Linked DNA regions of Homo sapiens: region 1 is linked to region 2. Evidence: chromatin contacts called from ENCODE Hi-C or POLR2A ChIA-PET data. All regions are on one chromosome and are shown on one strand. Each heading gives the region's core, a stretch centred on a gene start or an enhancer-like site at or near the end of the contact. The rest is flanking DNA. Distances are from core to core; before and after follow the strand shown.

Region 1 (3,164 bases), core at 331-2,830, 310 kb before region 2:
AAGGTAGTGAACCAGAAAGAGAAGATCACATATTAGCCACTTGGGACACATTTTATCTAAGGGAAATAGGGCTGATGAATGATGGTATGGTCTCAGCTTGTATACTTTCCTTCCACAGAAGGAAATATACTTTTCTTCTGCAGAAACTCAGAATCAGGCCAAGCATGGTGTCTCACACCTGTAATCCCAGCACTTTGGGAGGCCGAGGTGGGTGGATCACCTGAGGCCAGGAGTTCAAGACCAGCCTGGCCAACGTGGCAAAACTCCGTCTCTACTAAAAATAAAAGAAAATTAGCTGGGTGTGGTGGTGCACGCCTGTAACCCCAGCTACTTGGGAAGCTGAGGCATGATAATTGCTTGAACCCAGGAGGTTGCAGTGAGCCAAGATCGTGCCACTGCACTCCAGCCTGGGCGACAGAGTGAGACTCCATCTGAAAAAAAAGAAACTCAGAATCATAGATCTGATATGGACTTTGAAAAATTACTTAATGTTTGTTCAGTCCCAACATTTTTCAAAAGAGGTACCTGATATTCAGTAAAATTAAATGACTTGTCGAAAGTTCCATCTTTAGTTATTGGTCTCCTGATTCCCCATGTAAAGTTCTTGCTCCCACATTAAATAACTTTTGTGTTAGACATGGTAATCATATAGCCTGTATTTTCTGCCAATACCAATTTCATATACTTTGTTAAATACCTGAGTAAATGTGACTTTGTAAGGTTTCTTTGTGGGATTATTATTATTATTATTATTATTATTATTATTATTATTATTATTTTGAGACAGGGTCTGGCTCTGTCTCCAGGTTGGAGTGCAGTGGCAGATCAGGGCTCGCTGCAGCCTGGAACTCCTGGGCTCAAGCGATCTTCCCACCTCAGCCTCTGGAGTAGCTGGGACTACAGGCGAGCACCACCACGCCTGGCTATTTTTTATTTTTATTTTTATTTTTTGTAGAGACAAGGCCTCTCTGTGTTACCCAGGCTGGTCTGGAACTCCTGGACTCAAACGATCCTCCTTCCTTGGCCTCCCAAAGTGCTGGGATTACAGGCGGGAGTCACTGCACCGGGACTTTTCGTAGGATGTGTGTGTGTGTGTAACCGCTGAGGGATACAAACTTCGTAAGATTTACGATAAAAAATGTACTGAATAAACAGCTCAACGCAAACGCATCCCACAGTGCCACGAGCTTCGTTGTCCTATTTGTTCGATCGTGATACACTAACTTTCACCAGCAAGTGAGTCTAAAAAACCACTGAAAAGGCCCCGTTCTATATGCCCAGGTTTGTTTAAGGGCAGCAACAATGTCATCCCCTGAATTGACCAGATGAGCCCAACATAAAAAAGGCAGTGAACAGGGTGATTAAGGCGACCCTGAGGGCAAAATTCCCCTGCTTTCCAGAGGCGATGGGGCCTCAGCCGTCTCAAGCTTCTCAGTTCTTTTTCTGGCTACACTCCCTACCCGCTTGGCCGCTGTGATTCCAGAAAGCCTCAGATCTCAGGAAATCATCCAGTTCTCCTCACGAAGAGCTGGACATGGCGGGAAAGTAAACAGCTGGCTTGGCACCGGGTGAGGAAAGAGGCTGGGCGCAGCCGAGGCGGTGTGAGAGGTGTGGGCGGGGCCTGGCGGTATGCTAAATCAGTGGGCGTGGCTCCGTGGCGTGCGCGGGGCGTGGGCGGGGCCCGCAGAGGCTGTCACTGGGCTAGGAGCGGCTCGCGGTGGCGGGAGAGGGGTGTAGGAGACTTTTCCCAGCAGCCCAGGAAAATTCACCTCACTTAAAAGATTGGGGACAAATAAACACTGTAACCTAATCCCATACATGTTACTGTGGAAACAAAAAGGTGAAAATAAAACCTAATTAATGTTCCAATAAACGATGAGAACGCAATATAAATTGTGGTCATAAAGTGGGCGAAAACTTTTGCTTAATATTCTAAAATGAAATGAAAATAATGGGTGCTTTGAAAGAATAGCGTAAAATCGGAAACAGGAAAATTTAAAAATGATGCGGACAAAGAACAGTGTGATATTAATTGAGAACTAACAAATTTCAATTAAAAAAAGTCAACCTTTATTCAGAAATTTTTGGCCAGGGGCGGTGGCTCACGCCTGTAATCCCAGCACCTTGGGAGGCCGAGGCGGGCGGATCACTTGAGGTCAGGAGTTATAGACCAGACTGGCCAACATGGCGAAACCCCGCTTCTACTAAAAATACAAAAATTAGCCGAGTGTGGCGACACGCACCTGTAATCTCAGCTACTGAGGAGGCTGAGGCAGGAGAATCGTTTGAACCCGGAAGGCGGAGGTTGCAGTGAGCCGAGATCGCGCCACTGCACTTCAGCCTGGGAGACAGAGAGAGACTCCGTCTTTAAAAAAAAAAAAAAATTAGCCGGGTGTGGTGGCGGGTGCCCGTAGTCCCAGCTACTTAGGGAGGCTGAGGCAGGTGTATCACTTAATCCCACGGGGTCGAGGCTGCAGTTAGCTGTGTTCACGCCACTGCACTCCAACCTGGTTGAGGGAGCAAGACACTGCCTCAAACAAAAAAAAAAAAAAAAGAGAGAGACAGAATAAGATTGGCATCAGATTTCTCCACAGAAGCATTCTAGATAACAATGAAACAACATTTTCCAGATTTTCACGGAAACTATGATCCCAGAAATTTATATCCCCTTATATTGTGTTCAGGTATAAAGGCCACTGGCAAAAAGCATGCAAATGAGCTTTTCCTGAGGAATCCACTTAGAGTAGTAGTTCTCAAACTTTTTGGTCTCAGGCTTCCTTTACAAAATTATTGAAGACCCTCCAAAGAGCTTTTGTTTATGTAAATTGCATCTACCAATATTTACCAAATTAGCAATTAAAAGTGAGAAATTTTAAAATATTTATTATTTGAAATTTTTAAATATTATTTGAAAACAATAATAAACCCCATTAAATGTGTGTTTGTTTGTTGTTGTTGTTTGGGGTTTTTTTGCTTTTTGTTGTTGTTGTTGTTGTTTTTTGAAGCAGAGTCTCACTCTGTCGCCAGGGCTGGAGTGCAGTGGCGCCATCTCGGCTCACTGCAACCTCCGCCTCCTGGGTTCAAGCGATTCTCCTGCCTCAGCCTCCTGAGTAGCTGGGATTACAGGCGCCTGCCATTACGCCCAGCTAATTTTTTCTATTTTT
Region 2 (3,345 bases), core at 198-2,697:
TTTAAATGCTTTGGTTTTTCCGACTTTCCTTTCCTCCTCCCCCTGCCCCGACATTATTTTGCTCTTGTTGCCCAGGCTGGAGTGCAGTGGCGTGATCTTGGCTCACTGCAACCTCCGCCTGCCGGGTTCAAGCAGTTCTCCTGCTTCAGCCTCCCGAGTAGCTGGCCGAGTAGCTGGGATTACAGGCGCCTGCTACCACGTTTAGGAGAGACGGGGAGTTTTCATGTTGGCCAGGCTGGTCTCGAACTCCTGACCTCAGGAGATCCACCCGCCTCCGCTTTCCAAAGTGCTGGGATTACAGGCGTGAGCCACCGCGCCCGGCCGGTTTTCCGGCTTTCATTCTTTTGGGGCACTTGCATTGCACCCAGGGTTCCCCAGAACTTATCCTACCCCACACCCTTTTCGTATTTCCTATGGCTCTGTCCCCAACGAGCTATGGTGATCTCAGTCGCATGGCCTCAGTTCTTTTCTTCTAGCGACCTCCATCCAACTTTCTATTACACAGCGCCCCCTAGACGTTCAATTCAGCATGACCAAACCCAAACCCTGATTTCCCAAACCCTCTTTCCGCATTTCTTGCTCACTGCATGGACAGAATCCTAGGCATCACCCCCTACTTTGCTTTCTCAGGACTCCTTGCCAGTCGGTCCCTAAGTTCTGCCAGCGGCGCCTGCGTGGGGTCTCTTGTACCGTGTTCTCCTCTCCATCCTTGCTGCCGAGCCCTCAACACCAGTGGGCCCCCTGCCTTCTGGAGTTCCCATTTACCTCCCTATGTCTTTCCTTGCTTCCTTCCTTTCCATCTCTAGCAGCTAATGACATGAGAAAATGTAGATTCTCTCTGGCCTCCATGCCAGCCAATTTCATGACTGCTGCCCACTGTAATTAATGAATTCCTTTTCTCTATCTTGAGGTGTGTGTGTGTGTTTAGGCGTTTATTTACACCTTTTGTGTTTGAAACACAAAACACTACTTCCTAGAATCACTAGGAAGTAGTAGCTGAGTTAGCAGTTTATTTTAATATGTAACATAGTAAGGTGACAAAGCTCATTTTAATAGCACCAGCCATTAACCCAGTTTTCTCAGTGTTCATATGGACGTAAATAATGACACAAGAAAAACACTTTTGAGGGTAGTTACGGGAAAAGCTGACATTACATGGCTGCATAACCCAACCGACTCAGGATCTGATAATGAAAGCGTGAAGATAATAAAGAAGCATCAAGCTGCGAAAGGAAAGGAAAATTACAAAATGCTCACGCAGCGAAGCTGCGAGGAACCCCACCGAGCCAGCCAGGAGTCGAACCTGGAATCTTCTGATCCGTAGTCAGACGCGTTATCCATTGCGCCACTGGCCCTGAGATGGCACTGTTTCTCTCCGTGATGGTACTTCAAGGTTATACTGCAGGGTTTCATGGGCGGTGTAGTCTCTCAACGGCGTTCTTCAGATAGACTAAGCATTCTGGGAGATTGAAGTTCGTCAGGAACCAGACCCTGAGATTGGTGGATCCATGCCGTACGCCACTGTGCAGCCCGCGGATTGGCAGGAAAAGCCACTCCCCATCCCTCCTGTTCGGGAGCTGTGGCAGACGCTCTGGTTGTTAAGGCGACTCGTCCCGCCTTCTGGGGCACTAGTTTGACTTTGTGATTGGCTACTAGTATCAAGGAATCCCGGCGTGGACAGCGCGAGGAGAAAGATGGCGGCGATGGCGGTCGGGGGTGCTGGTGGGAGCCGCGTGTCCAGCGGGAGGGACCTGAATTGCGTCCCCGAAATAGCTGACACACTAGGGGCTGTGGCCAAGCAGGGGTGAGGGCCGGACCTCCACGAGCGGAATGCGGGGTCCGAACTCGGGGACGGAGAAGGGCAGACTAGTCATCCCGGAGAAGCAGGGGTGAGGGGGTCGGCTAGGATGAGGAGGGGAGAGACTATTACTCTTTGGAGGGGAGGAGCCTCGGACCCAGTAACGTGAGGAAAATAACTTGTGGGAGGCCTGTGGTCACTGAGTCCCAAAGTTGGGAGAGTTGTTGGGTAAACTCTAAAGGGCCCTGGAGGTCGCGATTATTGTCTGGGAGTGGGAGGAGGTGTTAGGGGGCAAGGGAGAGAAGAGGCTAATTTTGACGGGGGAGGCATGGGCAGAACTGGGGCAAATCTGGATGTGATGGTCTTGGAAACATACTGACACCTGAGGAGAAAAAAATTCTACTTGTGGATATCCATCATTTTCTCCTTACTCATATGTCCCATGGCTGTGTTTTAGGGAGAAATTGAGGCACAGTACAGCAGAGTTGATATCCCCCAAGGTGGTCTGAACTCAGCAGCCTAGTAGGCTGAACTGATGGCAGCTGAAAGGGCTGTGCAAAATCAAGATAGCCTAAATCCAGTTGCTTGGCTCTCTGGCACTGCTGCTGTCTTTACATGATTCTGGGTCTGTCGCGGTTGTAGGTTTGATTTCCTCTGCATGCCTGTCTTCCATCCGCGTTTCAAGAGGGAGTTCATTCAGGAACCTGCTAAGAATCGGCCCGGTCCCCAGACACGATCAGACCTACTGCTGTCAGGAAGGGGTAGGGACCATCCCATATGCCCCTTAATTATTAGAGGCAATAACAACTTCTGCTTTATCGGGGCCCTCATTCTCCTCCTTTTCTGACTTGGATATATTTGTTAGTCCCTGGGATATAGATAACTTGTTTTCTCCTTGCTTCTCTATTCTGCATCAGGCTATCCCATGTCTATGTAGAAAAAACCTTTGTCTCTCATTTCTACTCTTGATTCCCAAAACTAAAAATTGAACAAGTAAAGTGCTGAACCTTATTCAGTATTTGTCTTTCTTGGGTGGGGGAGTGCAGACTGGAATACGCTAATTGTGGGAAAGCTTTCTCCATGGATTCGTCCAGACTCAAAAGTGGAGAAGATTCGCAGGAACTCCGAGGCGGTAAGACTGTTTGACTTCTCTGCTGGATTTTTCTAACCAAGCTGGGTGGGGAGAGTGGTCCCCTCCCATCCCCAATAACTTGGTAAATTAACTGATAGAATGAAATTAAAGCTATTAGGCTGGGTGCTGTGGTGCACACCTATAATCCTAGCACTTTGGGAGGCTGAGGCTGTAGGATCACTGGAGCTCGGGATTTCGAGACCAGCCTGGGCAGCGTAGTGAAACCCCATCTCTATAAAATATACAAAAATTAGCCAGGCATGGTGGTGCATGCCTGTGGTCCCAGCTACTCAGGAGGCTGAGGAGGGAGGATCAGTTGAGCTTGGGAAGGTCAAGGCTGCAGTGAGTGGAGACTGTGCCACTGCACTCCAGCCTGGGTGACAGAGTGAGACTTTGTCTCAAAAAAAAAAAAAAA

Evidence for each region. A loop is a pair of places that touch in the nucleus more often than their neighbours do. ChIA-PET counts read pairs that join two places held with the same protein, here RNA polymerase II (POLR2A). Pooled maps may share reads with other maps.
Region 1: a loop to region 2 is called in a pooled map, with 3 times the contacts of the local background. The contact joins the promoter of RNF212B here to the promoter of PRMT5-DT in region 2. A Hi-C loop is called at or near these places in 1 of 50 pooled maps. POLR2A ChIA-PET finds 5 or more read pairs at or near these places in 2 of 52 experiments (RWPE1 and WTC11).

What each region holds. Positions count from the first base shown.
Region 1 is chr14:23,236,352-23,239,515 of GRCh38, reverse strand. It overlaps RNF212B (ring finger protein 212B), which reads right to left and starts at 1,580. Exons shown (of 15, transcript NM_001282322.3): 1 at 1,461-1,580. RefSeq lists a silencer at 1,526-1,890.
Region 2 is chr14:22,927,711-22,931,055 of GRCh38, reverse strand. It overlaps PRMT5-DT (PRMT5 divergent transcript), which reads right to left and starts at 1,447. Exons shown (of 3, transcript NR_110002.1): 1 at 1,304-1,447. PRMT5 (protein arginine methyltransferase 5) reads left to right here and starts at 1,680. Exons shown (of 17, transcript NM_006109.5): 1 at 1,680-1,804; 2 at 2,441-2,559; 3 at 2,845-2,930. The coding sequence starts at 1,695. TRR-ACG1-3 (tRNA-Arg (anticodon ACG) 1-3) reads right to left here and starts at 1,355; the gene lies at 1,283-1,355. RefSeq lists a silencer at 1,227-1,316 and an enhancer at 1,727-1,836.